Linked DNA regions of Homo sapiens: all the other regions are linked to region 1. A link is a loop called in an ENCODE intact Hi-C map of the cell type or tissue named here. Cell type or tissue: chondrocyte. All regions are shown on one strand. Region 1 holds the start of NKAIN2 (sodium/potassium transporting ATPase interacting 2). Region 2 overlaps NKAIN2 (sodium/potassium transporting ATPase interacting 2). Region 3 overlaps NKAIN2 (sodium/potassium transporting ATPase interacting 2). Region 4 overlaps NKAIN2 (sodium/potassium transporting ATPase interacting 2).

Region 1 (8,000 bases):
TTGAAAACCTTTATACAGTTTGGCAGACTTAGCCTAATGGGTTGTTTAACAAAGTAAACTCCCTCATTGTTTTGGTTAGCTTTATTATTAAGAGTAAAAATCCTTCATTGCAAAACTTATATGAATCTGTGGTACAGAAAAATAAACTGGTTTACACATCATTGAGAAACTACCACATTCTGAAAATTACATTTATAGTTCCATCTTTGTCTTACAACCAAGTGCATAAGCGCATAAATCACAGATCAAAATAGACACCATCAGATAACTTTCAGGGGAAAGAAAAACATCCTAAGACAACACACAACAAAAAGCACTGTTTCAGCTAAATATTAAACAAAGCAGCAATAACTAACACTCATGGGCTTCACGACAACTGATAAACAAGAACACTTAAGGAATTCCTCTGCCAGTTTCAATGGCAAATCCTTGCTCTTTTGAACACTTTACTGATTGGACACTTAAACATCTTCTGCCTTGTAGTCACTTCAACCTTTATGAAACAGTTGTTGAAAACGGACATGACTATTCCAGTTAATTTATACTTTCTAAGGAAATATATTTAATGACAAGTGTGAGCAAGTAGCTCCTACCTCAAATTAACCACTTAGAGTGGTGTATTTTTCACCTCTCAACTCTCTACTCAGACCCTCCTTCCATTGCCCTTAGGGAATTGAAATTCAGAGACATGACGTTTTCCATTATTGGTTCCTTGCCCCTTTGCAACTGTACAACATTCCTCAAAAAGTACATAGAATTCTCCATCCTATAGGATCAGACAACAGTATCTATTTCAGGAGCAATAATATGCATAATGTAAGACAGAATAGTTTTTCTTGGAATTGTCTGTGTTAATTGTGATTTAAAGGTTACTGGTTCCGTCTATGACAATGGTGTTGCTGAGTTCACCTAAGTATTTTTGTTCAATCTGCATACTTTAAAAACTCAATGTGGCTAAAACTCAAACAGTCTAAATTAGACTGTTGTAAGGATACCATGTGCCCTAAACAGTGGTTTTTTTAGAGCATTATACTTAAAGACAACATTTTCCTTAAAAAAAGAAAAAAAACATGTCTATGAAGAAACAAAGATACTGCAAAATTAGTATAGAGAAGAAAAGTCCAAAATTCCGTATTCCTCTGTTTAACAACCTGTACGGTAAATTGTAGGTGACAATCACGTTGTTACATGAATAGGAATGCAAAGCATAAAGAACAAGAGCTACATCTTGCTTTTCCTAAAGAAATTAAAGACAAGTTTAACCCGCACCTGCCAAACTGTCTTAAAAGGGACAGAAATAGGTGGGAACGGAAAGGCTCACCTCTCCTGTACCCCAGAGTGCGTCTCCCTGAAATCATCTTCAATATAGGCAATATATCTGTCACCTTCTCTTTTATCTTTTTCGTCCATTCTAGTCAATGGCAGACCCTTTGCTGCACTCCCCTGCCCACTATCTCAAAGACACATTACAGAATAAGGGGACCCAAGTGTCACTTACCAGTTGCATGCCACAGATAAAGATAAGCGTGCACCTGCCACTGCAATAACCCATGGTTTCCGAGACCCCTGCCACAGCCAGACTGTCCCACGTCGGCCACCGTCGAGCCCCCACTTTATCCAATCAGATCGCGGGGAAGGACACGCAAACCTGCCGAGGGCTCGGGGGCTCCGGGCTGCTGCTGCTGCCAGCGTCCTGGGAAGTGACAGGCATTAGGACCTGCTGGCGCGGCGGCGGCGGCGGCGGCAGCTCCAGCCGCGCCCGCCACACATACCTTCACTCGCTCGGTGCACACGCCGCGCCGCGGGCAGTGCCGCCTGCGGAGGCGCGCTCGGGGCCCGCAGGGGCAGCAGCGGCAGCCTGGCAGCGCCGCCGCGCCCTCGGGCATCTGGCCCGCGAAGTTTCGCCCCTGCCGCTCTCCGCGCCGCTCGCCTCACGCCCCCCAGCGCGGCCGCCGCCCGACGCGCGCTCGCCCTGCGCTCGCCGCGCGCCGGCTCCGGGGGCGGCAGAAGCGCGCGAGGGCCGCTGCCCGCCTCCCTGCGCAGCCCGCGGCTCCTAGGCACCCTGCGTTGCTGGGCCCGGCGGGCGGGGGTGGGGCGGGGAGCGGGGCGCGGGCCGAGCGGGGGCGTCCCGGCTCCGCGGTCCCCGGCGGCTGCTGCAGCGGCTGCTGCGCGCAATGATGCGGGTCCGCGCCGCGTCCCAGCAGCGGCGCTGCCCCTCCCTTCGCCCAGATGTGTGAATCCTCCTCCTACAACAAATCCTTCATCCTGCTCCCTGCCGCCCCCTCCCAGGGGGCCAACTTTGAGGACCGCAGGGGCTGCCGCCCAGGCGGCCGCAGGCGGCGGTGTCTAGGCGGAAAGGAGCGGCGCGAAAGCGGCGGCGGCGGGGACCGGGGCCTCGGGGCGAGGAGTCTGGGCGGCATGACCGCGGTTTGCTGAGCTGAAGTCGGTCGTGCTCCCAGAGCCACTCCGCGGGAGCGAACCGAGTGTGTGTGTGCGCGCGCGCTCGGGGGAGAAGGGACCAAGAGGAGGGTTAGGGAAGGAAGCTGGGGTCATGGAACAGGGGTGCAACCGAGGCATCCAGAGCGGCCGGAAAGCCCGAGTGGCGGAGAGGCCAGAGGTGGCGAGAAGGGGCGCGGCGGCACCGGACGCACCGCCCAGCACCTGGCTCCCCTGGGCTCCCGAGGATCTGAAGGGTCGGAGCGCGGAGAGCTACGGAGCCGACCCTGCTTGGGGAAGGGGACCGAGTTGCTGCTGGAGTTGGGAAAAATTAGCAACCGGAGGGAATAGGGATGCAATGAGTTGCTGTTGCTGCTTCAAACTGTTGTTTGTTTTCACTTAAAATACTAAAGAGTCGGAGACTAGTTTAATACTCAGTTACTTCAGCTTCACAGCAGTCCCAGCTGGGTGTGGATTCCTAGTGGAGATGCACCAGCCTCCGCTGAGCACCGGCCTGAAAGCTGTGAAGCGGCTGCTACCTGCAGAGACAGGCTTCGGAGCCCGCTGCTGCCACCTGCGGGCGGAAAGCTGAAGGGCGCAACATGCTGGCCCAAGTGGCTGCCCCTGGGGCGTGGATATTTAGGACCAAGTTTCCTTTTTAGCCCTGGCAGCTAAGGAAAGCAATCCTAACTTTTCCAGGAAGTGAAGATTATTTGTTGAGATCCACTGAGGAACTGACTCATTGGGGTGAAGTGTCGCGATTGATAAGAGGATGGTTTAGGGAGCTAAATAGCAAACAGCTCCCTAGCACCCTTCTTAAGAGATTAAGATGACGAAGCCACATCAAGCAGAGAGCTCTCTGTAGCAACTGGAACTTGGCGCCTACTGAGAAAAATGGCATTTATACAGGATAAAGTTATGCTGGGAACCACAAATAAGGATCCCGAATGATTGCTTCCTTTGAATAAACATTATGACGTATCAGAATGACTAAATACAAATAAATTGAATAGGGCAGAGAGACTATTCTCCAGAGCCTGGCACTGAATTTTCAGAAACGTTTCGTCAGTCCTAGGGAGCCAAAAAGGGATTAACTTTGTTAAATTTATGGAGCACAGATATTTTATTGCTATAATGAGAATGTCTGGTTTTAATCGACCCATTTGTAAAGGGGCTTTTCTTCTGAAAAGTGTCTTTCAATGTTTAATAAAATTCCCAAGAGCCCAATATGTGCTCTTAGGCACTGCAAAGCCTGGAAGGTAATAGTTCCACAACCTTTGGTAAAACTGAAGCCAGTTATCTAGTGGAAAATGTTTCTCTTAGTTGCTCTTCTGTCTTTATACACGTTAGCTGTCCTGTACCTGCTAGGGCTATGGGTATTTTGCATTGCCAAACAGAAAGCTGTAAGTTAATTGACTGTTGAAGAAGCTGCTGCCATACTGTCAAAAGCATTCTATTACCTCCTCAAATTAATCATAGGAACAACACATTTATATGGATCCCTCCGTAATCCTGCAGAGGTTTCCCTGCAACCAGCAATAGCCTGAGTAATCTTTAGGTTGTATAGGAAAGCAGAATGCTATCTGTAGCTGACTCCAGCAGTGCCCCACCATAGTTCTTGGACTGTGCCCTTTCAGTCCATGCTTGCGTTTTTGTAATCACTTGGGACAGTCTGTTTTCTAGCCATTGGAGGTGCTTGGCTGAACAATAAGGTTCCAGCCCTAAGAGCTACCCTCACGCAATAATGGATGGGAATTGGAGGATAAATACCCCAGCTTCTTCAATCCTCATATGGGAAACCGTCAGACATGTTCTAGTCTACACCATTAAGGTCCCCACCGAGATTGAGCCCTAGGTGTCCACAGTAGTAACTGGCTCATTCATGCGCTCTGAATTGGCTTCCTTCCCTTCCATGCCTCATCTCCCTGCTTTCATACCACTGCTTCCTGGGATCACCTCTGAAATAAACCACTCAAATCCTTGTGTCAGAGCCTGCCTCTTGAGAATCCCAACCTAAGGCAGTCTCCAGGGGCTTTTATACCTCATCTGACGTCATTGGCACAGTGTTCTCAGAAGTGTGAACTACAAACAATGTTGAGACTTCACTATGTGCAACTACTGCCTTATGTACTAAACCTACATCGTCTCATTCATTCCTCACAGGAAACACATGAGTTGATACAATGCACATTCTAAAGATATACAAACTCAGAGAGAAATCAAATATTTTTATCACGGGTGCACGTGTTCTTGGCGGCAGAATTAGAATTTGAAGGGCATGATTATAAGACACCAAAATTCGCTTTTCGAACTACTGTACCACACTCCTTTATTTCAATATACTTCCCTGTCATTCTTTTAGAATTCCATACGAAAGTGATGACAAAAATATTTAGAAGAATAATCACACATATTTTATCTCTAAATTGGCATCACATCCTTTACATACAGTATAGGCAATGCCTGACTTATGAAAGGGCACCCTAGTTATAGATGCAATTCTATAACTTAATGTGGCTATGCACTTCCTATTCTGTTTTCTATTATTCCTGGAACTGAGTGTCTTAGTAGAAGAGACTAAAAAGAGAATCCCAACAGTTCCACAGACGTTTGTGAAGGAGAGAGATGTCTCCAATTTGAATGTTGATTGCATTTTCACTTAGAAATAAGGTCATAAACTGTTTTGCTATATAAGGTGTTAGACCTTTTGTTGACTAATATGGTGACATAAGTATTGTGAATTGCCTTGTTTCTATGGGGAAAATGTGCTGCACATTCCACACCTCCATCTGCCTCACCTTCCCGTACTGTTTTAAAGTAGTTTTCAAGGTTGTTTCAGATCTATTATCTCATTTATCTCTCAGAACAACTCATGCAATGCAGTAGGCACACAGCCACTGAGTGAACCGGGTTACAGACTGCTAACACTCAATCACTTCAGCTACACCAAAAGCTCAAGCTTGGCGTTGCAACTCTGCTAAACAATTTCACTGAGTTTTATTGCCTCCATTCATTATTTTAAATCATGAAAGCAAAAATTAGTTCTCTTGAAGATTTTTGTGGGTACATAGTAGATGTATATATTTATGGGGTACAGGAGACATTTCGATACAGGCATAGGATGCATAATAATCACATCTTTACAATCACAAAACCAACCTATTTGACTCATTGTACACATTATATATTTTATATTAACATGGATTTTTTTCTTGTTTGGATAATGATTAGGAAAATGATAGTATATTTTAAATGTTAATGGCATATAAGATGAAAATAGCCACCAATTCTTCCATCCAGAGATAATTGATGTCATTTTTATACAAACCATTTTCTAACAAAAATAGGGTGATATCATGCACAACATCTTTTAACCTGCTTTTTTTCACTTGACAATAGACCAAAAACATGTATCCAGGTTATTAACTATTAAGTTCATGGACTCTGCAGCCAGACATTGAGTTTCATAATCCAAGCTCTGCCATTTATCAACTATGTAGTCTTAGGTAAATTGCTTAGCTCTTTGTGCTTTGGTTTTCTTATTTATAAAATGGGAGGGGTAATAATGCACATATAGAGTTTTTGGGAGAATTTAGTAAGCATCAACTAAGTTAAACTTTTAGAGCAATGCTGTATTAGGGCTCTCTAAAGAGACAGAACTAATGGAATATATATATATTTATATATATATGGGAGTTTTATATATATATGTTTTATATATATGCCATATATATATATATATATATATATATATATATATATATATATATGGGAGTTTATTAAGTACTAACTCACAGGATCACAGGGTCCCACAATAGGCTGTCTGCAAGCTGAGGAGCAAGGAGAGCCAGTCCGAGTTCCAACAATGAAGAACTTGGAGTCTGATATTCAAGGGCAGGGAGCATCCAGCATGGGAGAGAGATGCAGTCTGGGAGGCTAGGTCAGTCTCACTTTTCGCATTTTTCTGCCTGCTTATATTCTAGCCAAGCTGGCAGATGATTAGATTGTGTCTACCCAGATTAAGGGTGAGTCTGCCTTTCCCAACCCGCTGACTGAAATGTTAATCTCCTTTGGCAACACCCTCACAGACACACCCAGGATCAATACTTTGTATCCTTAGATCCAATCAAGTTGACACTCAGTATTAACCATCACAAGTCTACCTTTGTCAACTTGAACCCATATGCATTTCCTGATATCATACATAATCTTCAAATAATGACAGTAATAAGGTCATAATTATGCCTAACATAATACAGCTATCTTTCATACAAACGGAAACCCACCAATCCCCAACCCGAACACTATTACATAAAGTTAACAACACTTAAATGCTCATGTGAAGTCAAAAACTCTTATGTCACATGGGAAAGGAGAAAGGAAATAAAATGAAGATATTTTCTTAGTACAAGTGTATACAAGCACAAACATATTTTTAACAAAAGAAGGAGGAAATAACTCATGACAATTACAGTCCCCATAGCTGCAGCAGGTCACCTGGTCATAGCTGGTATTGATGACTGCCTTCTTCTACTATCCATTCTGTATTCCCTTTGCCTTCAGCAAGCACCTTAGCAGGGTGTGTGTGTGAGTGTGTGTGTGTGTATGTGTGTGTGTTGTTTTTTTTTCCTGGTAGAGTGATGCAAACCTTCATTCCTGAAGGGTCTGGTCATTCGTAGTCCTGTTTGGATTGGGCTGTTGTACTTTCCATTGACCTTAATCACAGGGCATGGTAATACTAAGAGACACTCTAATGGATCTCCTGTATTTCATGCATACTCTTCCTTACCTTCGTGGTGGAGTAGTAGACTGATTTCTTCTTGACAGTCCAGGTCAGTCACCCCAGCTAACACTGTAACTCCCTTCTTAGCGTATTGACTTAAAAGTAGGAAGAGCCCAAAGTGTCTACATGGGAATTTTAACTTTCAGCTTAATGGAATCATTGGGTCTCCTGGTGGCAGCATTCCTCCTTCTGGAACTAAGACCTCTAGGCCAGCAGAATGTAATGTTGTAGGAACAGGAAGCAAACATTTTGTTAGTGCTACTTCCACTTCCACCCATTGAATCCTGGACCCATGAATCCTGGCTATGGGAGAAACAGTACCATATAGCGGGCACTGCTTCTGAGCATACACAGCCTTCTGGAGAACTTTGCCCCAGCTCTGCAAAATATTGTCACCTAGTTGGTGTTATAATTGTGACTTCAAAAGGCCATTCCACCATTCTATCAATCCAGCTGCTTCAGGATGATGGGGAACATGGTAAGAACAGTGAATTCCATGAGCATGAGCCCACTGCTGCACTTCTTTACCTGTAAAGAGAGTGCCTTGGTCACGGGCAGTGTTGTGTGGAATACCATGACAGTGGATAAGGCATCCCATGAGGCCACAGATGATAGTCTAGGCAGAAGCATTGTATGTAGGATAGGCAAACCTATATCCAGAGTAAGTGTCTGTTCCCATGAGGACAAACCTCTGCCCTTCTCATGATGGAAGAGGTGCAATATAATCAACCAGCCACCAGGTAGCTGGCTGCTAACCCTGAGGAACGGTGCCATATCGAGT
Region 2 (8,000 bases), 680 kb before region 1:
CTTTTTATTCATACTTATTTACCTGTTTTCCTTATTCTTCTGCATGCCATTTTTGCAAGTCATGAACAGAAATTCAACAGGTTTATCTTTTTTCTAGGTTTAAACTAAAAAGTCAAAACTTGAAATATTTTTACCTTCATTTAAATAAAAAATTGTGATATAAGTCTTAATATCAGGGTTGTAAACATGAGCTATAATACTTTTTCATTATTTTTCTAAAGTGATTTGCTCTATTATCTGAAATTCCTATTTTGTGACTCAATCCCCATATTTTTGGATGTGATTATCTCTTAGCAAAATGTATGGCACATAGATGCAAAATACATTTTATTTGCCTCTTATTCTTTCATGGCTATGACTTATGGAGTGATGTTGGCAAAATAAGTCATATGATCATCGGAACTTGATAGATTCATTATAATAGAAGCATTTTACAATGATGCTGTTAAAATTTCAGCTTTGTTAGTATAATTGGTATCATCATTTGCTTACCACATTTCCTTTTTTTTTTTGAAACACAGTCTCTGTCGTCCAGGCTGGAGTGCAGTGGCACGATCTCGGCTCACTGCAAGCTCCGCCTCCTGGGTTCACGCCATTCTCCTGCCTCAGCCTCCCGAGTAGCTGGGACTACAGGCGCCCACCACCACGCCCGGCTAATTTTTGGTATTTTTAGTAGAGACAGGGTTTCACCGTGGTCTCAATCTCCTGACCTCGTGATCCGCCCGCCTCGGCCTCCCGAAGTGCTGGGATTACAGGCGTGAGCCACCGCGCCCAGCCACCACATTTCTTATAGAGTATAGTTGATCACCATTGTTATTAGCAAAACATGTAAAATAAATAGCATGAAGGTAAATTGCTACCATATTAAACTACTTGATCACGTATTGGACACACATTCTTTTCAACAGAATCCAATATTATTTCCTGGTAATAATGAATGGCAGAATATGATTTTTAAGTATAGAAAAGTCTTAATTTTCTTGAAAGTATTTATAAAATAAAATCAGTTTTGAGGATGGCAAGTCATATTCTCCCTTAGTTTTTGCTTAAATACAGAATTAAAGAAAGAATGTTCTCTTAAGGATTTCGCCCGTAAGAAAGCAAAAGCAAAGAAATTCCCAAGTATACACACACACTCACATAGGGTGAAGATGGAGAGGCATGACTTTTGTGGTCTACACTTTGGCTGAGTTCATGTTTGCATTTTAAAAGGACGTTGAACACAGTAGAAATCCAACATTGTAGATCTCTTATCTTTATTGAATTATAAAGGAATTTTATTGCACATTTTAGAAACACATGGGGCCAAACTGTTTTTAGAACCAAGATAAAATCATTTAAACTAAAGTTTATTATAAGGTGCCAACCACAATCAGTTTCAATTAGGCTCACAAAGAATGTTAGAGTAGCTCAGTCTTCTCAGGAGTCTCTATAGTTAAAGATCTGCCTGCATACTCATTATAAATCCAATTTTTGAGAGGTTTGTAACTCAGCCAGTTTAATTTGCTTTGGGAAGAGACTTGGCACTCTGCTTTCTAACCCAGATAAATTTTTGAGGGTTTAAAACTATGTAATACATTTAAATTGCTTTGGTTTTTCAGTGATTTGGAGTTTTATTATCATCTTTCTAAGAAAACTTTTTGAACATTTTTTTGAATCTCTATAAAATTTGCCACAGTCATACATACATTTGTTTATGCACTAAGGCTCTTTATAAGGCCACAAACCATTGCAATAGCTATGATTTTTTTATTCCCCCTCGCCTGCCAAAAACACGTTTTTTGCCCCTTAGGAAAAATATTACCCCTGTTATGCATGCATGATCTATAGAAACACTCAAGTCTCTCAGGATCCACAGATTTCAAAGTTTCTCTCTTAATGAATATCTAAACAAATTTCTTAAAGTGAAAATAAATTTTACAAGCATGCAAATTTAGTCATGACTTGCTTTAATACAAAAACCTGGTAAAAAGAATTTTAAAAAATAATATCTCACTAATCTCTGAAACAAGAAACACTTTGCATCTAAATTCCAATGTTGATAAAAGTCTGTGTAAAAGATTTGAAAAACAGAATTAAGACCAATGGATGTATTAGCAGGCAGAGAATGGTAATACTGTCATAGATTAAAGTGAATCACATTTTTTTTCTATTGATAATGACAGACAGTGATTTAACTACTCTTAGACTATTCTTAACTGACAATTTTGTAGAGAGTAATAATATCTGTGTTTATGGAATAAAATAATTTTAGACCTGGGAGAGATTTTGTAGTCCATTCTTCCCTGATTTAAAAAAAATAATGTAGCATCTGGGACCCAAGGGTATTACCAGAGTCATTTAATGCCAACTGAAACTTGGAAATAATATTTTTTCTTCCTATCTTAGCCTACTTATTATAATTCTTAAGATAGTTTCTTTTCATTGGGTGTTCCACTGTGAAAAAAAAAAAAAAAAAAGTAACTCTAACCTGCCAGGAAATCAATGACTAATAAACAGTTTAATTAAGATGTTGCTTTAAGATCATTTCCCCCATTCCTTTTGACATGATTTCTCCATGTAAGATGGAACAGTGCATAGCATGAAATTTAGGAATCTGAGGCTGTGCTTTTTTCAGAATGGAGATGCCCTCTTGTAAACGCCCAGTGTTACTCCTAATAAGAGTTTACAAAATCTGTGAATTCATTTTTGGGTTGTATATAGGATCTTCTTTGGCAATATATATCTTATTTCAGTTGTTCCACAAAGGAATGTAAAGCGTCATTCTTAGTAGTTTTCCTGAAGTTACTGAGTTTCAGAAATTTGTTACAGATAATAATTTCAAACACTGCCAATCAATTTCAGATATTACACTTTTCTATTAACACGGCAACAAATAGCAAATAGAAAAATGCCAAAGAAATCCTAAGAATAAAAATACCTCTAGAGCCACTTTTTCAAAGCAAATTCAAATAGAGGACCTCAAAGTCCCACTTCTAGTAAAGCTAATAATAAAAACAAACTGATAATGGTAATAATAATAATAATAATAATAATAATAATACCTCAACATCTTGGAACTAAAACAAGTCTAGAGTTGCATCTCAAGTTATAAAATGATCTGTAACCAGCAAGAGTATTAATTGACAAGAAAAAGTCAAAGGTGCAAGCTGAAAGGTCAAATGCTGGCATAGATCTTGATATCTGCTCTTTAACGTCTCACTCATGTCATTTCCTTGCCACATACCGTAGGCTTTTCCTAACACACTTAGAAACCTACAAACCTTGGCCTGAAGGAGCTGTAAGAGTTGCTGATGTTGATTTCTTCAGAGTTTTTTCACTGAGAGCTGTTAAGTAGTAAGTTGTAGTTGGCAGTTAGCCACCTGCTCACTAAATATTTTAAACTCTGAAATGAAATGCCTCTCAATGTGCTGTACAGACATTCCAAAAAATAAAAAAATAAAAAAGAATTTTATTACCTCACTTAAACTCAATTGGCATTTAATGAGGTATGAGCAATGTCTATGTAATGTCATGAACTAAAAAGCAAATGACCTCAGAAGGTGGGGGATGGTCCCAAAACCTGAACTGCATCTAAAATAAGATTGTATTTTCCTCTGCAATCTGTTTGATGCAGAATGCATTAGTGTCTTGGCATTGGACAGCTGTGATTCCATCTAAGAAGTGTAAAGTTTTCTCTTAGGCTTTTTGTTTCTTAGTTGTTTTGTCTTTGTTTTTTAATGCTATTTCTAATTAGGTCTAATACATTTATCTGAATTCAATCTGCTTTTTTTGTTGTTATTGTTTGTTTTTCTTTTGTTTTTAATAACTGTGCAATAGTATCTTTTATATGCCTGAGTTGAAAAAAAATACACTAACAGTATTAACAATTTTTCCATAAGCTCCCAAGTTGTATGCGACTATAGGCTTTTAAACAAACAAATACAAATTAAAAGGCAAAATAATCATTTAAGAAAATATGCTGATTCTAGATTTTCTTTTCTAATTTCTAACTGTATATTGATTGGAGCCAACAAATGATTCAATAAGAAACTTAAAATGTTACAGCTTTCATTCTTACATTTGCCCATGCCTCAATTATTGTCACAGACAGAATCCTTCCCATCCCATTACCATGTGAAAGCTGAAGGATGCAGACAGGGCAACAGATCAGGGCAAACTCGGTGACATGATTCATTCCATCCAGAGATTGTTTGGGTACCACTGTATTTCTTAAAATAAAGTCTGTTTGACATTTACCAAAAGGTTTTGAAGAAAGTACAGAGAGTTGCCATATACCCACAACCAGTTCTTCTATTATTAACATCTCACATTGGTATGGTATGTTTCCCATAGCTAAGGAACCAATATCGATACATGATTATTAATTAAAGGGCATATTTTATTCAGATTTCCTTAGTTTTTACCTACTATTCTTTTTATGTTCCAGGGTCTCATCCATGATACCACATTTAGTTGTCCTATCTCCCCAGGCTCCTCTAAACTATGATAATTTCTCAGATTTCCTTGCTTTTGATGACCTTTGCAGTTTTGAACAGTACTGGTCAGATATTTTGTAGAATATCCCTCCATTTGTGTTTGTCGGTTTTCCTCATGCTCAGACTAGGGTACTATGTTTTGGGGAGGGAGACAACAGAGGTAAAGTGCTATTCTTATCACATCATATCAAGAGTAAATGCTTTCAACATGATTTGCCCCTGTTGATATATCCTTAGTTATCTGGCTAAAGTGATGTTTTTCAGGTTTCTCCACTGTAAAATTACTCTTTCACCCTCACTTCCATACTGTACTATTTGGAAAGAAGTCATTATGGGAAGCCCACACTAAAGGAATGAATAGTCATGCCTTATCTCCTTGAGGGCAGAATATCTACATCAATTATTTGGAATACTGCTGCACAGGAGATATGTCTATCCTCCCCCATCAATTCATGTATTCAATCATTTACTTATATCAGAATAGACTTAGAGATATTTACTTTATACCTCAGATTATAATCTAATACTATGCTATTTATTTTCTTGCTCAAATTGTTTTAGCTTTGGTTATTTAGAGCCCTTTCTTTTGGCTGCAATGTCCCTTTGACATACCCCCATCTTCCTGTGTGTGTGTGCACATGCACGTGTGTGTGTGATTGTGTACATGTTTTAGTACTTTCTTATTTCTCTGACACTACCAGATGCTCCAGGTTTATTTTGTGTATTCCCTGTTGCACATCTAGAATCAGCCATTTCTCCAAGGAGCCCTGGCTCCTTTTATTTGAGAATGGCATTAGAGAGAGAAAGGTCTGCATACTGGGTATACCATTTAATTTTGGCTTGATAAATAGAGCAGTGCTTTTTTTAAACAGCATTGTTTTCTGACCTGACAGTGCAACTAATATTAAGATAAATACTGTTCTTTTCAGAGCACTTTCCTTATATCTGTTAAGACAAAACACATTCAACTTAACGTCTAATAGTTTGGCCTTAGAGAAAAAGTTCTTCATGCATTCTTGAAGAGAAGGGCAACCATTTTGAGAGGAAATTGTATGCCTTGGTTAGTATTTCTCCTTTATCCTTTCACCAATATTAGCAGATATTTGGCTTTGTGCTTGTCGCTTCAAAGGAAAAGTGTGGCAGGACAGAATCCCCAAATAAACTGAGAGTCTCTGATTTTGTATTCTAACCACTGAAGTTCTTTGTAAAGGATATTCATTGGCATTGACAGGGAGTTATGACCAGATAATTGGAGAAAATGCTAGGATTCTTTCCCAAACATTGAGAGAGAGAGAGAGGAAGAAGAGGAAGAGGAAGAAGAAGGAGGAGAGAGAGATGGAGAGGAGGGGGGAAGGGGAAGAGGGAGGAGGGAAGGAGAAGGGAGGGGGGGAAAGGAAAAGGGGAAGGGGGAAGGAGAGGGAGGGGGAAGGGGGAAGAGTAAGGGGGAGGGAGAGGATGAGGGAGAGGGGAGGGGAAAGGAGAAGGGGAAGGATAAGAGGAAGTGGGAGGAGAAGAAGAAGAAAAAGAAGAAAAGGAAGAAGAAGAGAGAAAGGCAGCAGGGGGAGGAAAGAGATATTATTATCTGGGGGCTGATGCAGGAGTACCACCACTGGAGAAGCACCAAACAGGTAGATCCAGGCAGACAGATTATATGCAGCCTTGCAAAAGGTTTTTGGTTCTCACAGGTGACACAAAGTAGCAGAAAGCTAAGAGGACGTGAAGAGGCATTCAGAACTAGTCATCTCATTGGCAACTTGTATGAGACAGGGACTAGAGCAGATGGCCCATCTCCCTTCTCCCTCCCAATGTCCAGACACTGTGGAAGACTCTAGGGATAGAGCAGAAACCTAGTGTAGGGCCACAAAGGGAAGCTCTGCATTAGAAACTAAATTAAGCTACGGAGCACTTAAGAATATTTCTACTTCATTTGAGTTTGTGGACTAAGACTTATGCCCACAATAGCTCTTATATTCTCCTTACTTTGGTTAAGGATTATATCAAATCCATCACCCCTTGAAAAAGCTTTATAAGAGATGCGATGCATTTTAAGTACTTTGGGAAATCTGACAGAAAAAATTAATGCAGAGTCATATAGCTCTCACCTTTCTTCTTCAGGATTATTTAATTGTGGCTGGAAGTCCTGAGGCTCTGTACTTGTAAGCACTTTCAGTACAAAGGGTGACACTTTGATTAAGGCAGTTGAATATAATGGTTAAGTACATGAATTTTGATGCTGTCAGAAATAATTGTTGTAAACAGAAGCTTGCCTAAATTCATATCTAGGGTCCACCCCTTTCATATGCTGTGGGACCTTGGGGTATCTGTGCCTCAATGTCACATGTATCACAGAAATAAAACAGGGGCAGTAACAGTTCCTATCTCACATCATTGTTATCAAGATTGGGTGCACGTTTGCAAAATGCTCAGAATATAGGAAACTAGATGTAAATGATTTTTAAATAAAATAATGACTTGGTGCTGTCATGGGGTATATTTCCCTTGTTATGACAATACATTTAGCATTGCTTTAGAAAAGGAAATTCTTGTTGGGTCAATTTGAAATCTTAACACTGACTAGATTTAATTGGTTTCTAAACTTGGTGTCTGAGAATTTTGATTGTATTTTTTGCTTCTGATTGCTTTAGCAAATGTGACTATGCCTTAAACATGCCTGTCAAAAATTGGAAAAGTATATTTTTTCTTATGTTCACACACACACACACACACACACACACACACACACACACACACACAGTCACATACATACATATGAATTCAGTAAAAGAAACAGGTTTGATTGATTTAAAACCTCCTTAAGAGGTAATGACGCTTCTGAATGAGATTCAAATGCCTCAGACTTTGACCAAGAGGCAGATGATAGGCAAAACACAGCTTAGAAAAAAATTTTCTTGTAAAATGTAAACACCAAAGACAGTTTATTTCTTGGCCAAAACGATTTCCATATTTTGCCAATTAGGAAGGGCTTTGTTTTAAAGTCCAAGGATAAGAAATTATTTTCCTGTGCATCCTTTACATGCATGCGCGCGCGCACGCACACACACACACACACACACACACACACACACTCTCTCTCTCTCTCTCTCACACACACACTCTCTCACACACACACACGCTCACACACACATACATACACACACACTTTGCCATTTGGAAGCTATTAACAGGCATCTTCATATTCAGAAATTAGAAAAAGCTACCACACAAATGTCTGAGATGCCTTTTAAAAATCAGCGCTTTAAGTTTTTCAAAGATTTATTTATTTATTTATTTTGAGAAAAGCAAGTACTTCATCAGTTCTCTCACAAAAATCTTCAAATGCTTTCGGGAAAGAAATAAATTTTAAAGTGTGTTCAGTCATACTCTATTCAAGTAAGGCAGTGAAAAAAGCCTTTGAATCAGAACTACAGCTCACCATAATCTGGTTAAAATTATCTCCAGCACCACCTGTCATTATTAATATGCAGAGAAAGGAAAACTACCTTCGGTCTAGTTACAGAGCTG
Region 3 (8,000 bases), 570 kb before region 1:
AATATGTCTTCCATCTAGATGGCATATTAAAGTCTTTGCTAAAGCAACATTTTGCTAGTCCCATAGATCAGAAAACTCTAAACCCACCTTAAATGGGTGATAGAATATATTGCTGTTTACCAAGCATCCATCAACATGGCTGACAATACCAAAGTTCCTTCATCAAGAATATTTTGTTGATCCAGAAGCTGATTTGTAGGGAGTATGGTCAGAATTTAACCAATAGATCAATTTTAAAGGAAACGTCTTTTTTTTATGAATTAGGATACATCTAGATAAAAGCAAACATCATAAATGGCATGGATTTTTATGTCATTTTTCCAAGAAAGAATAAAAATCAAAGTCAGATAAATGATATTTATAGTAGAGAAATTTATAAAAACATAATTCTAAAATGCATCACATTATTCTGTTTTATATTGGATAGGGAAGATTGAGGCTGGATGTGAGAAGGGCCTCTAACTGTAGGGTAAGCTTAAACAAAGGCAGTGATGTAGGGAAGTTTATACTTGTCACATGTTCTCTGATTTAATAAAGAGAGAAAACTTTTAAACTTTGAAAATATGTATCAAATTAAATTTGCTTGGGGAAAATACATATTGCATACACTCAATGCTAATTCTCCTTGCAGGAGGCTTTATTGCAATTTTTTAATGTACTCATGTATTTCACACTATGAGATTTTTTGTCTGCTTAGCATTTCCCCATAACTTTTTATAAAAACATCTTGCATTATTCAAACTGGAAAATAAATAATAAATCAAAACCAACATATGTTCTTTACCATAAAAATTGTTGATTTCAGTGCCTTACAAAAATCTCACCAAGTAGCCATTTTCTAAATCTCATTTAATCACACTTGGATGAAAAGAAATCATTTTCTATGTCTTTGCATATGTATGTGTGGCTGAAAGGAAGTGGATATGATATGTGATTTATCAGGGTGGGTTTTTAGAGTTGTGCATTTGTAATTTTTTCTTTTAAGCAACATTATATCTCCAATTAGAGAGTAATTAAATTTCAATTTCTTTGCACCTTTCTCCCACACAAACACTTCAAATCTCAAAACTGTTCATTGCTTTTCTGACCTTTCCTGCTACCTACTATTAGAATCTTCTTTTACATTCTCTATTCATACTCCAATGTAAACTATGTGCAGGCACCCTCAGACATTATGTCTCTTAGAACTAAGGGCAAAGGCTTAACCTAGAGAGTATTCTCTATGTAACATTAAAGCAGTACTTGATTAAGAGTTTTTGAGCCATTAGGTTCTTGATAGAGGTCTGGTGTTTATTCTGACTACAAATAATTTCTGTGTTTCTTCATTTAAAAAATGTCTTCCTCCCCCTTCTTTCTGAGTTCTGTAACCTCTTAACTTTCTGGAGAAAATGATGGTTTCAACAACATTTTCTCGTGAGCTGATAGTTTCTTCAGCTGAATGGGGAGCACCTTTTCTGATTTTTATCTGCTCTACCTCAGTTTTTGTTTTGTTTTGTTCTTTATTGTATAAAGTCTGTACTGCTTCCTTTTAGACATTTACTGATACCTAAATGATGTGAGAACTTTCTGGGTGAGCAAAAGTGGATATCAAAGTATAATTTTATCATTATAGAATATATTAAAATGCTATTCCTTTGACGCATTATCAATTCATTAGTTTATGTAATATATATAAATGTAATTTATATATATATGTAATTTATATACATATATATATAATTTATATACATATATATATATATAGTGAGTACCTACTGGCATTGTTCTTGATACGTATATGGAAGAGGTAAGTCCCCATTTTCACAGGAAAGACAGACATTCCACAAGTAAACAAGTGTAAAAAGTAATGCCAGACTATGATAAGTGCCATGATTAGCAGTGAAGACAAGTAATAGGAGTGGGATCTGGAGCACGTGTTTTAGGCAGAATAATCTAAGAAGACCTTATTGAGGAGGTGACCGTAGACCAGAGACCTACGTGAAGATAAGGAGTTGTCTTATTTTCTCATGTCTCATGTCTAAGGCCATGAGGAGGTCTGAGAAACAAGGCTCTAGGCAGATGGAATAACACCAAAAAATGAAGTGAGAGAAGGATCTGCTTGGAGGTTTTGAAGGACAGCAGAAAGTAGAATGCCATAGAGGAATCTGCAAGGGATAGTGGGCAGAGAATGAGCTGAGGAGATAGCAGAGGCCATTTCAGCCAGTGTCTTGCATGCCATTGTGTTAAATTCTTTCCTACAGAACTATTAATATATTATTATCATTTTAGAACTAATTTTCTGATCTTAAAAGCACCGTAAAATAAACCACCTAGGGATATATTATAACTATTCTCTTACTGTTGGATAGTTAGGTTGTTATATTTTCCCAGTATAAATAATGTTTTAACATCTTTGCACATAACACTTTGTCCTAATTTCTAATTATGTGTAGGACAGGACACTCTGAAGTTGCATTTTAATTACTGATAACATTTAAAAACAAAGAAAAATTATAACTTTGTTGCGTAAGAAACCAATACAGAAAATTGATGCTAAATAAGCTTTCTCGCTAGTCAGGTCTCTGAATCTAATTTCCTTAATTGGTTCAAAAGAGCGTGACGCTGATGCAGTAACAGTTACAAGCAAATGGCTATGTTGGCTAACATCATTGCTGCTCAACCTAACCAGCTTCCATGAGTTTCATAGGTCATAGGTAACACTTGACAACCCTGTTAATGGAGCAGCACATCGGGGTCATCATTATTAGAAAATTAATGTCAAATAGATTCTTGTGGGTCACTCCATTCATATACACTTTTCCATTTTTTTTTTCAAAACTCTCTTTATACCTTTTCACTTAAATTGATGACCTTTGACTCATTTTACTGAAGCACATTGAAGCAATTAAAAGAGTTTCCTAACTGCCTTACCACCAAATCTACCAGTCTGCCTGCATCTACATACATCAGCTCTGCATTTTCTCCTTGCAGCAGATTCACTGTCCCTTTTCTTACCTAAGGTCAAACCCTGTACTTCAGCACTGGTTTCCATCCTCTCTAAGTTACTCAAGAATTTTGCTCCCACTCCATCAGTTTCTCCGTCTCACTATGTTGCTTCCATCAGCATACAAACATCTTCCAATAACTGTATTCAACAAAACCAACAAAAACAAATGAACAAACCTCCCTGGACTCCTCTGTGTCTTTTTTCCTGCATCCCTATTTCTCAGCATCTTACTACAAGACCTCATGAAAAAGCCGCCTTTACTCTCTGTCTGCATTTTCTCACCTCACCTCATTTAATAAAGCTCTCTTTACTATTTTTCCACCAAAACCACTTTTAGCAAAGTTGGCAATAACTTTCTCTTTGCCATACTTAATATTCACTTTTTAATCTTCATCCTTATCCAATTTATCATCCTTCCCTGTCAGTGTTTTAACCAAAGCTCTTGAACACTAGTGCCCTGGCTTCCTTCCTACGTCACTGGGCACTCCTCCTTTGTCTCCTTTTCTGGATCCTCTTCTTCAGACATGAGAAGTTGCAGAGCCCTGGGGCATAATTCTCAGCTCTCTTCCTTTCCCTAAGTGTCTCCCCTAAGAAATCTCATTCTTTCATGTGCCTTTAATCTCTATTTACATACTAATGACTGAAACTCCTGTCTACTGTTCAAAAAGCATCTGAATTAAAGACTGACACACCCTACACCCTGCTTGACAACACTGCTTGAGATGTCTAATGGGCAACCAAGACTTGATGTTGACAAAATAGAGCCATGGATTCTGCACACATACTACTTTCATTTCCAAACCTGCTCCCTGTCTTTCTCATGTCAACAAAGGGAAACACCAAATTCTGATGCCTCAGACTACAAACCTAGATGTCAAACCTGATCACTCCCTTCCTACACCCTGCATCCATGACATTAGCAAATCTTGTAGCACTAACTTTATGATATCGAGAATATAACTAGATGTAATCTTATATGACATTAGGATATATACTTTTTACTGCCTCCATTACTGCTTTCTCAATCAAAGCCAAAAGCATCTCTAACTTAGACTAATGCAAAAATACCCAAACTGATTTTCCTCTTGCAACTCTTGCTCCTGCCAGAGTTATTTTCACAACAGTCATAGTGATATTTATAACTATAATTTGAATCATATCATACTTATGTTTTTCAATGTTTCCTTACACTTAGAACAATATCCAAACTCTGTTTTTAGAAAGCTGAGGAAAATTACGAGTTATTTTACATTGCTTAAGTTCAATCAAATGTGAGGATCAACCCAGAATGTTCAGAAAAATTTTTAACAAATATCTATTATTTTCTTTTCAGCAAAGCATATTAGAAAAGTATAGAAATGTTTATAATAATGGAACAAGAATTAGAATCATAATGAAAAAGAATATTTGCCAGTGATTTAGATGTACCTAATTTTGACACATAAACTAAAAGTATACTTGGAATATACAGGAACATTGAATATGCAAAATCACCATATATGGTAACTTGTTTTTAGTCAGGGTAAAGTATTTTTTAATATTTTCCAAAATGTATGTTTCCTAAAGAGAACATTTCAGTGTGAAGTAAACTTGAGTATCCTTTCTCTTAAGGCAGTTTATCAATTAAGACAAACATAAAAATCCTGAGAACAGCAATTCTAGTGAATTTCAAAGACTGGCTTTTCTCTATCTGGGAAGGGCAGCCTGCTCAAGTGAGTGGACAGCTTCAGGAAAAATAAACACAGATGGAACAGACCCTGAAGATCTGAGGGGTGATACATGTCACATACAGACAGCCTGCACATCCCACTCAAAATATTGTTTTTTCATGTTGTATTTTTCCTTTTAACACACGCTGGGAGAATGTAACTTGAAATTCGGCCAAACATATGATGAAATATTTAGATTATAAAATACCTTGTAATAATATAAAACTGAAACCAAATTTCTTTCATTAATAATACTTTGTATAAACATGTATGGTATTTTGTCATGAGAGCTTTTTGTAGTACCAATAAATTTATCATCAAAACCAATCCAGTTTCTCCTTATTTTTAAATATGTAATTGTTTTACTCCCTTCCTTTCTCAATCTTCATGTCTTTATGTTTAGTAATTCCACAGTTGTCAAGAGAAAATACTAGGGTTTGTGTTCATTTGCATTTTAGCTTGACTGTTTGATAATGTTTTCCAAACAGGATCACGTCATGTGTGCCCTGGTAGAGAGACTTTGATCTTATGCAATACTCGACAGAATGGAATCACTGAGAAAATAAAACACAACCAGGGAAGTGATATAAACTTGGAAAATGTTGTAACCCTCATAAATCACATTTACAGTGTGTTTTTTTTACCTTTATAAAAGAAAACTCTAACACAACACTGCTAAAACTTAACTTACACTCTTTTTTTTCCTTTCTTTCTTTTTTTTTTTTTTTTTTTGAGACAGAGTCTTGCTCTCTCCCCCAGGCTGGAGTGCAGTGGCGCAATCTTGGTTCACTGCAACCTTTGCCTCCCAAGTTCAAGCGATTCTCCTGCCTCAGCCTCCTGAGTAGCTGGGATTACAGGCACACGTCACCATGCCCAGCTAATTTTTTTGTATTTTTAGTAGAGACGGGGTTTCACCCTGTTGGTCAGACTGGTCTTGAACTCCTGACCTCATGATCCTCCCACCTTGGCCTCCCAAAGTGCTGGGATTACAGGTGTGAGCCACTGCTCTTGACCAACTTACACTGTTAAAAAACAATGGAATTAATAAACAATGGAATTAGTCACAGACTAAGAATGCTCATCTTTCTAGAGTTACAAGATTGTAGGGAAACACTCTTGTCTCGTTATCTCGTAAGCAATTAACATTTTATGTTTCCTTGCATGGAACATTTCAGACCCATTATTGCTGTTAGATAATATTCTGTTAACTTTGTTTTCAAAACTATGCTTCTAGCTTTATATTTATTGAGGTATAACTTAAAGAGAAAATAATATTCAGTTGTACTAATTATTTGGCTATTTGGCAATATTAAACTCAGCTATCTTTGTTTTTTATTTTTCATTGAGAAGGAAACAAGAAACAGACAAGAAGAATTGGACTCATTATGTAGCACACTATGATGCCGCAGTTAACACACTGCAGAAATGCGTTAGAAAATAAGTACTGGGGGGTCTGGGTGTAAAAATTTCTCAATGGATTACTTGTACTCATAAAACCAGAGTGCAAAATCTCGAGTCCATTCATTCTGTAGGCTTTCTGGTGAATCGAGTGTACTGGGTGTACCTTCCGGGGGGGTCACAGCCTTTGCGAGTGCCTATATAGCTACAGATCTCTTCAGAAGCAATTGCAAGAAGTGTGCCTGCTTGTGTGCTATTGGTTCCCCTCTAAGGACTAATTGAGGGCACCAAACTCATTCTCACTTATAATTTAAATAAAAGATTTGAGGACCTATCACTAGAGATTTTTCTGTCAGAGTGGAAAAGAAACAGAGTATCCCTGTGGTATTAATATTGCTATTTTGCTACAAAATGCCTAGTTTTTACACATAAGAAAGATGACATTTTTGACGTAGCTCCTAATTACTTCAGTTTTATATATTATGCTACCTCTGAGTGTGAAAACCCTGGAGTCCTACAATTACCCTTAGACTCATTCCTCTAGCAGGTTGCATGTGCTAATGAAGAAAAGAGAAAAACTAATTATATTCTATAAATGACTGTTTATTAGTGAGTCATCCTCCTCTTTTTACCCTTCTAAGATGCCTTTCTGATTGCATCAGGCTGTATACACATTTTGCGTTATTAAAAATTAAAAATATAACCTATAAAGAGGCGGAAGAGAAGTGACACTCTAAGTGCTACGCTGAAACTTAAATATTTCGAAATTTCTTCATGCAAATCTCAATCAAGAAAGAGAGCTAAATAGCCTCATTTTCTCTGTATTGTTTTGCATCTAGTAGCACGGTATTTACTGAACATTGCTCCCTGGTTACCTGTAGCGTACTGAACTACTAAACCAAAGGTTCAATTGCATTTTCAATGTAAATTTTAAGTGCAAAGCAGAATAGAATAGGTTTGTCATCATATGAAAGGCATGAAAAACAGTCACTTGTTTGCTCTTTCTTTGCCAAATAACCCTGGATGCCAGAAACAAATTTTGCTATTTAATATCCCTTGAGTTGTATTTTTATATAATTTCCCCCTATTTCATCAAAGCATCAATTGTCCCAGAGTGAATCCACAGGTTAAAAAAAAAAAAAAAAAATTGACATTCTGCCCTCTAAAGCAAATTTGTCAACTGCCAATCTTAATTTAGTTTCCAAATGAGTCCCAAGGATCATGTCTGGGTAGTAGTTTAAATAAAGGCGGTGATTTTGACACAGCCATCACAGAACTTATCAAAGACCAAAAGCACACCAGGGGCTGGGGTGGTATGAGGAATTGGACATACTTTTCAGGTAAATTTTGAAACTATTTTGGGATGTAAGGCAGGGTACCCAATCTTTTGGCTTCCCTGGGCCACACTGGAAGAAAAGTAATTGTCTTGGGGATCACATGAAATATACTAACACTGACTATAGCTGATGAGCTGAAAACATAAATCACACACAAAAAACTCACAATGTTTAAGACAGTTTACAAATGTGTGTTGGGCCACACTCAAAGCCATCCTGGGTTGCATGCAGCTTGCAGGCTGTGGATTGGACAAGCTTGACCTAAGGGGCCACTTAATAGGAAATAATTCTTATGTGGACCAATTATTTCAAGGTTTTCAGAAAATTACAGTGGTGTCCATTTTTTAAAATTCAATTATTTTTAAATTTAAAGCCATGGAACTCTTAATGCAAATGTATTCTTGTTATTTTACATGACTCCATAAATAATAAACCTATACAAGCACAGGTTTTTAAAATGGGGGACAGAATAAAAATTACTATCCTAGAATAATTTCCATAGAGTGGGCTTTAGAGACAAACAAGGATGGTAATTGCTTACGTCATGTTCATATTTGTTATTATTTTATT
Region 4 (8,000 bases), 870 kb before region 1:
TAATGAGACCTAGTATACTCGAGAAGCCTGTGGACCACAGAGAATAAAACAGCTAGGCATCTGATGATCACTCCGGAGAACCTTTGGTACTTCTGACATGCACCAAGGGAGTGAAAGAACACAAACTGCTGGAAAAAATGAAACTAGTAAATCGCTCTGATTTGAAATTTACACACACTAGTCCAGAGAAGATTCATCCATAGAAAAGGTTTGAGAAGTTGTCAGAGTCTGTAGGTGGGTTGATTAACAAAGATCTTTCCCTGTACAAAGCCAGTTTTTAAAGTTTGGGAGAAGTGGCTACTTTGACAAATGTGTGAATCCGAACAAAAGTTACAAGGCACATGAAGAAACAGGGAAACATGGCACAATCAAAAGAGCAAAAGAAAATTTCCACAAATGAACTCCAAACTATGGTGGTATATAAAATTTCTGACAAAGAATTCAAAATAACTGTCATAAAGATGCTCAGTATTTCAGGAAAACAATGGGTGAACAAAATGAGATTATTAACAAAGAGATGAAAAATATTAAAACGAACCAAATGAATTTTAGACCTGAAGCATATAATAACTGAATTGAAAAATTCACTAGAAAGCTACAACAGCAGACTTGATCAGGTATGAGAAAAAAAATCAATCAGCAAACTCAAAGAGTGGTTATTTGAAATTATCCAGAAAGAGGAGAAAATAAAAAAAGAATGAAGAAAGTTGAAGAAAGCTTAAGGAACTTATGGTACATCATTAAGTGAACCAATGTATATATTATGAGAGTTTCAGGAGGAGACTAGAGAGAGAAAGGAAAAGTAAGCTTATTTGAAAAAATAGTGCCCCCAAACTCCCTAAATCTAGGTAAGGAAATGGACACCCAGATTCAAAAAGCTGTAGTTCCAACTACAATTAATGTAAATAAATCCACATTGAGACACATGATAATTAAATTGTTAAAAGTCAAATGAAGACAGAATTTTGAAAGTAGCACGAAAAAAGAGACATCACATACAAGGTAGTTTCTATAAGACTGTAAGTGGATTTCTAAAAAATATCTTGCAACTCAGAAGGGAGTGGGATAATATATTCAAAGTGCTGAAAGAAAAAAAACACTACCAGCAAAAAATGCTAAATCTGACAAAACTGTCATTCAAAAATGAAGGAAAAAGAAGACATTCCTGGATAAAGAAAAACTGAAGGAGTTTATGGCCACTAGACCTGCCTTAAAAAGAAAGGTTAAAGGAAGTCCTTTAAGTGGAAATGAAAGGATGCTAGATAACAACACAAAAGCATATGAAAATAGAAAGATCATGGGTAAATGTAAATACATAAGGGATAAATACAGAATACTGTAAAACTGTAATGGTACATAAATCAATTTTAATTCTGACATAGAAGTAAAATACAAAATTACAAAAATAACTATTACTATAAAAATATGTTAATAGATACACAGTATAAAAAGATGTAATTTATGACATCAGTAACATAATGTGTATGTGATGAAAAAGTAGTTTTTGTATTTGATTGAAGTTGTGATTAGTTTATAATAGATTGTTTTACCTATATGATGTTTTAAATAAATCTCATAGTAACCATAAAGAAAATATTGAAGGCACACAAAGGAGAAATAAGTCAAAGTATGCCACTAAAAAAAGTCAATGAAACATAAAGATAGACTGTAAGAGTGAAAGAAGATGAAAAAAACCTACAAGACCAAGAGAAAACAATTAACAAAATGGCAATAGTAAGCCCTTCCTTTTCAGAAATTACTTTAAATATAAACAGATTAAACTCCTTTTTGAAAATATGGGAAATGACTGAATGAATAAAAACACAAGATCTGGCCAGACCCGGTGGCTCACGCCTGTAATCCCAGCACTTTGGAGGGCCAAGGCAGGTGGATCACTTCAGGTCAGGAGTTCGAGACCAGCCTGGCCAACATGGTGAAACCTTGTCACTACTAAAAATACAAAAATTAGCTGGGTGTGGTGGCGTGGACCTGCAATCCCAGCTACTTGGGAGGCTGAGGCAGGAGAATTGCTTGAACCCAGGAGGCAGAGGTTGCAGTGAGCCGAGATCACGCCACTGGACTCCAGTCTGGGCGACAGAGCGAGACACTGTCCTCCACCCCAAAACAACAACAACGACAACAACAACAAACCCCACAAGATCCAATTTAATGCTGGATCTTGAGATAACAAGAGACTTATTTTAGGTTTAAGTATTCACATGGGCTAAATGTGAAAGGATGGAAAAAGATACTCCATGCAAATATTAACCAAAAAAGTGTAGGGGTGGGCCATACTTATAGAATACAAAATAGACTTTAAATAAATTGTCACAAGAAGGCTAGTTGTGGTGGCTCATGCCTATAATCCCAGTACTTTGGGAGACTAAGGTGGGAGATCATTTCAGCTCACGATTTTGAGGCTGCAGTAAGCTATGATTGTGCCACTGCATTCTAGGCTGGGCAACAGAGTGAGACTCTGTCTCTAAAAATAAATAAATAATAAATAGTCACAAGAGACAAAGAAGGACTATATAGGGATAATAGGGTGAACTCATGAGGAAGATATAACAATTATAGATATTTATGCATCCAACATCAGAGCACTCAAATATATGAAGCAGTTACTGACGAACTGAAGGGAGAAATAAACAGCAATTAAATGATAGTAGGAGATTTCAATACCCCACATTCAATAATGGATAGAACACCCAGATAGAAAGTCGATAAGAAAAAGAGGACTAGAACAACAATATAGACAAAATGGAGCTAAAAGACATATACAGAACATTCTGTCCAACAGCAGCAGAATATACATTCTTCTCAAGCACACACACAACATTCTCCAAATGAATCACATGTTAGGTCACAAAATAAGTCATGACAGATTTAAGAAGATTGAAATCATACCAAAAATATTTTCTGACCACAATGGAATGAAGCTAGAAATCAACAGCAAAAGAAACATAGGAGAATTCATGAATAAGTGAGAATTAAGCAATACATTCTCGAACAACCAACGGGACAAAGGAAAAATCAAAAGGGAAATTATAAAATGTTTTGAGAAACAAAAATAAAAACAAAACGTATCAACACTTATGAGATGCAGCTAAGCAGTATGAAGAAAGCAGTTTACAGTGGTAAATGCATACATTAAAAAAGAAGAAAGATATTAAACAAACAATGTAACTTTACAACTCAAAGAACCAGAAAAAGAAGGAAAAAATAAGCCCAATTTTGAACAGAAGGAAGGAAGTAGTAAACATTAAATGAGATAGAGAATGGAAAAAAATATTAAAAAAACAAAAAAACTAACAACTGTTTTTTGAAAAGATCAACAATATTAACAAACATTCACTTAGGATAAAAAAGAAAAAAGAAGACTCAAAATCAGAAACGAAAATGGAGACATTATGAATGTGATAGAAATACAAAGGATTATAAGAGACTACCATGAATAATTATACAGCAACAAATTAGATAACTTGGAAGACATGAATAAATTCCTAAAAGTATATAATCTATCAAGACTTAATTATCAAGAAATAGAAAATCTGAACTGAGCAATAACTCATAAGTCCAAGAACAAGCAGTTTCACTGATTAACTCTACCAAACATTTAAGGAACTATTCATGCCAATGCCTCTCAAACTTTTTCAAAAAAATTAAAGAAGAGAGAACACTTACAAGCTCATTTTATATGGCCAACATTGTCCTGATATCAGAACCACAAAAAGACACTACAAGAAAGAAAACTATAGGTCAATATACCTGATGAACATCGATGTTTACATCTTCAACAAATACTAGCAAAACAAAAACATCTTCAACAAATACTAGCAAACTAAACTTAACAACACCTTAACAGGACCATAGGCTATAATCAAGTAGAATTTATCCCTGGGATGTAAAGATGGTTCAACATACAAAAATCAATTAATGTAACATACCACATTAACAGAATGAAGGAATTTAAAAATCTCAAGATCAGATCAATGGATGCAGAAAAAAGCATTTGACAAAATTCACCTCTTTTTCATGATAAAAACACTCAACAAACTATGAATAGAAGGAAATTATGCCAGTAAAACAAGAACCATATATGAAAAGCTCACTCACAGCTAACCTCATGCTTAATGGTGAAAAATGGAGAGTTTTTTCTTGAAGATCAGGAACAAGGCAAGGATGCCCACTCTTGCCACTTTTATTCAACATTGTATTGGAAGTCCTCACCAAGATAAATTAGGCAAGAGAAAGAAATAAAAGGTATCCAAATCAGAAAAGAAGAAAGAATAATATTTCTGTTCTCAGATGACATAATCTGTAAAACCCATATCAAACACTAAAGGTCTCACAAAAAAACCTGTTAGAAACAAATTCACAAACATTGCAGGATATTAAAGCAACACAAAAAAATCAGTTGTATTTCTATACATTAACAGCAAATAATCTGAAAAAGAAATTAAGAAAATCTCACTTATAATCACATCTAAAGGAATAAAATACTTAAGAATAAACTTAACAAATGATATGAAAGGCTTGTACCCTGAAAACTATAAAACATTGCTAAGTAATTAAAGAAGATATAAATAAATGGAAAGACATTCATGTTCATGGATTGAAAGAACTTACTATTCTTAAAAATGTTAATAGTACCGGAAACAATCTACAGATTCAATGAAATCTCTATCAAAAGCACAATGGCTCTTTTTTGCAGAAATAGAAAAAATATTCTAATAGTCATATGGAACCAAAAAGACCCCAACAGCCCAAACAATCTTGAGAAAGAAAAACAAAGCAGAAGCCTCACACGTCCTGACTTCAAAACATATTACAAAGCTACAATAATCAAAACAGTATGGTACTGGCATAACAACAGATACATATAGACTAATGAAACAGAGTAGAGAGCCCCAAAATAAGCCAAAGAAGCCTATGCATATACAGTCAAATGATTTTTGACAAGGTTGTCAAGACTACACAATGGTGAGATGATAGTCTTCACAACAAATGATGTTAAGTAAATATCCACATGCAAAAGAAAGAAACTGAACTAATATATACAAAAACCAAATCAAAATGGAAGAAAGGCTTAAGAAGCTGTAAAACTCCTAGAAGATATATAGGTGGAAAACTTCATAGCATTGGTTTTGGTAATGATTTCTTTGATATGAAATAAAAAGCACAAGCAACCACAAAAAATAGACAAGTTAGACTTTAAAATAAAAGTTTCTGCACAGCAAAGGAAATAATAAACAGACTGAAAAGGCAACCTAGGGAATAGTGGAAAATATTGGTAAACCATATATCTGATAATAGGTTAATATCTAAAATATATGATAAACCTCTAAAATTTAATAGTGAAAAAAAAACCCAATTAAAAAATGGGCAAAGAACTTAAGTAAATATTTCTTCAAAAAAGACATTCAAATGGCCAACAGGTATATGAAAAAAGTTCAACATCACTAATCATCCGGGAAATACAAATCAAAACCACAGTGAGATATCACCTCATACTTGTTAGGATGGCCATTATTAAACAACAACAACAACCAAACAGAAAATAACAAGTGTTGACAACGATGTGGAGAAACTGGAACCCTAGTGTACTGATGCTTGAAATGTAAAATGGTGTAACAGTATACAGTTCTCAAAAAATTAAAAGTAAAATGATCATATCATTCAACAATTTCACTTTTGGATATTTAGCCAAAGGACTGAAAATTGAATCTTGAACGAACATCTGCATTCCCATGTTCACTGCAGCACTATTCACAGTAGGCAAGATATGAAATCAACCTAAATATCTGCTGACAGGTGAATGGATAGAGAAAATGTGGTATATACATATCATGGAATGTTATTCAGCATTAAAAAGAAGAACATCCTATTATAGGCAACAATATAGATGAACTTAGAGGATATCATGCTTAATGAGACAAGCACATCACAGAAGGACAGATACTACATGATTCCACTTAACAAGAGTTATCTAAAGTAGTGAGACTCACAGAAGCAGAGAGTATGATGGTGGGTGCCAGAAGCTTGGGGAAGGGAGAAAATGAGGAGTTGCTGTTCAATGAGTGTATATTTTCAGCCATGCAAGATGTAAAGTTCTGGAGATCTGCTTTACAACAATGTGCATACAGTCAGCAGCAGTGTCTTGGACACTTAAAAATTTGTTGAGAAGGTGGATTTCAGGTCATGTGTTTTTTACAACAATTAAAAATACCAAATGAGTTAGAGAGTAGTTATGCCTATTACAGATGAGGAAACTGAGGCTTAGAGAAGATGCCTAACCTTTGTCTCTGTATCTTTTACATAGGGTTTCAATAATCTGAGATGTTGAATCCTCTTCTTTGTCAAGCCATTTTTTAACTTTATTTAATATCAGTTATATCTATTCCTTTCCCTTATTCCACACAGCCTCATTGTCAAAGGCTTACTACTTTTTTCCAGAGAGCCCCAAAGAATATCTGATATATTATAAATATTCATGAATGATCAATCTAACTGACTTTTCTTTTTATGAAAAATAAAGATGCTCTGACTAATGGTCCTCTTTTGTTCTTTGGAATGAAAGATATTTCTCTTACTTCTTCCAAAGTTTTGACCACACAGAGTTAAAAGCACTATCCAATAGTCATAGAGACTTGACTGATGGACAAAGATTCCAAAGCAGACACAATTTAGCAAAATCCAGTCTGAGAACTTTTTCAGTAAGTTCCTTTTAATGTTAGAAGGGTGAAAGAGATGACAACAATTCCCACATTGGACACTCCTGTAGACAACTTTGGCAAGAATTTATTTCATGCCCAATATTCTTACAAATCATCCCCTTGATGATGACAGTGAAGGCAACTTTGCTTCCCGGCTCACAAGATTTGATTTCCTCTGTTATCTGGAGGCATCATTGCAGACTTATAATTCTTTCATCTCACTTCTCTGAGTCCTAGAGCAATATCTGAAAGTACTATGAAATGTAATTTTCTCCCCAGACTAACAATCTAGTAAGTGGTAGAAGACTTAAGAATGGCATTCTAGTTCACTTCATAAATATTTAGAACAGTTTCTTCTCTCTTTTTTGTTTTTTAAAATGGGCTCATTGACAGGAAAAACATTAAAATATTGTATGGTTCTTGGTGGCCAATCTAATATTAAAGCTAACTGCCCCATTCTGTACTTAGAATGACCTCAATTTGTAACTAACTGGATTGCCTCCAGAGTCATCTATAATTTAATTATATTTATCCCAGCTCACCTAGAACTGAAAATGAAATGGTGATTTTGGTTTGTGAGGCCAGAATCAATAGCCATTAAGAGAACGAAGAGATTTTTAAATCCAAGAAAAAACCAAGTACCTAAAATATGTCTTGCATCAGCTGCTATATACTCAGAGAGTGCAGGGATGGTGAAATTTTTATCATGAGGCTCTATATAGTTTTTATGCCTGGAAAGAAATGGATTAAGGCAAAAACAGATTGTTGATCAGAATAAGAGCTGAAGGTTCAGCTTTCAGAGTATTTTGAACTTGTGTGGCACATTTAGAGAGGCAGACAGATCCTAAGGAAGGACAGAAATAGAGGAAAGCTATAGATGAGAAGAAAATCCTGTGTAAGCCAAGTGTATGAGTTTCTCTAACCATGTCATTGGCATCATGTAAATGCCAGACATCATTTTATATACAGCTTAGATGTAGCAGATGTTGGCATTTAAGTATAGTTTGCTATGAGAGAAAATTGCCCTTGAATGGAAAAGAAAGTTTGCTGGCAGAGAAAAATAATTTTCTCAGTTAACGTTATAACCTCAATAATAGAATTGTTTTCAACCAGAGGTTGTGGGGTGGGAAAGGAGGAGAGATATAATGATACCTCAATTCCAATCTAAAAAAGAGAGAAAATCAGCTTCAGTTTAAATTGTGATGTGTGGGTTGTATACATAGAACCTTCTCCTCCCTCTCTTCTCAAACCTTAAGGCTTCGTGTTAAATGGAACAAATCACAT

The links. Hi-C counts contacts between places; a loop is a spot of excess contacts. Peaks named below come from ENCODE experiments on the same cell type or tissue, not always from the same donor. Only the 100,000 strongest peaks of a DNase experiment are listed, where the experiment ranks them.
Region 2: a loop joins it to region 1, with 11 times the contacts of the local background. A loop is called at or near these places in 3 of 110 quality-filtered maps.
Region 3: it touches region 1 in a loop (2.6-fold over the local background); 5 of 110 quality-filtered maps call a loop at or near these places.
Region 4: it touches region 1 in a loop (2.0-fold over the local background); 2 of 110 quality-filtered maps call a loop at or near these places.

Annotation. Positions count from the first base shown.
Region 1 is chr6:123,797,753-123,805,752 of GRCh38, reverse strand. It overlaps NKAIN2 (sodium/potassium transporting ATPase interacting 2), which reads right to left and starts at 1,888. Exons shown (of 7, transcript NM_001040214.3): 1 at 1,499-1,888. The coding sequence starts at 1,552. RefSeq lists an enhancer at 3,083-3,132. In chondrocyte, CTCF peaks have their summits at 2,776 and 3,011 (motif pointing left); DNase peaks (open chromatin) are centred at 1,692, 2,482 and 2,972.
Region 2 is chr6:124,475,630-124,483,629 of GRCh38, reverse strand. The region is part of intron 3 of NKAIN2 (sodium/potassium transporting ATPase interacting 2); the gene reads right to left. Among named protein-coding and RNA genes, the nearest start is that of RNF217, 480 kb to the left of the region's middle. In chondrocyte, no CTCF peak of the experiment used is centred here; no DNase peak of the experiment used is centred here.
Region 3 is chr6:124,369,121-124,377,120 of GRCh38, reverse strand. The region is part of intron 3 of NKAIN2 (sodium/potassium transporting ATPase interacting 2); the gene reads right to left. Among named protein-coding and RNA genes, the nearest start is that of NKAIN2, 570 kb to the right of the region's middle. In chondrocyte, no CTCF peak of the experiment used is centred here; no DNase peak of the experiment used is centred here.
Region 4 is chr6:124,671,101-124,679,100 of GRCh38, reverse strand. The region is part of intron 4 of NKAIN2 (sodium/potassium transporting ATPase interacting 2); the gene reads right to left. Among named protein-coding and RNA genes, the nearest start is that of RNF217, 290 kb to the left of the region's middle. In chondrocyte, no CTCF peak of the experiment used is centred here; no DNase peak of the experiment used is centred here.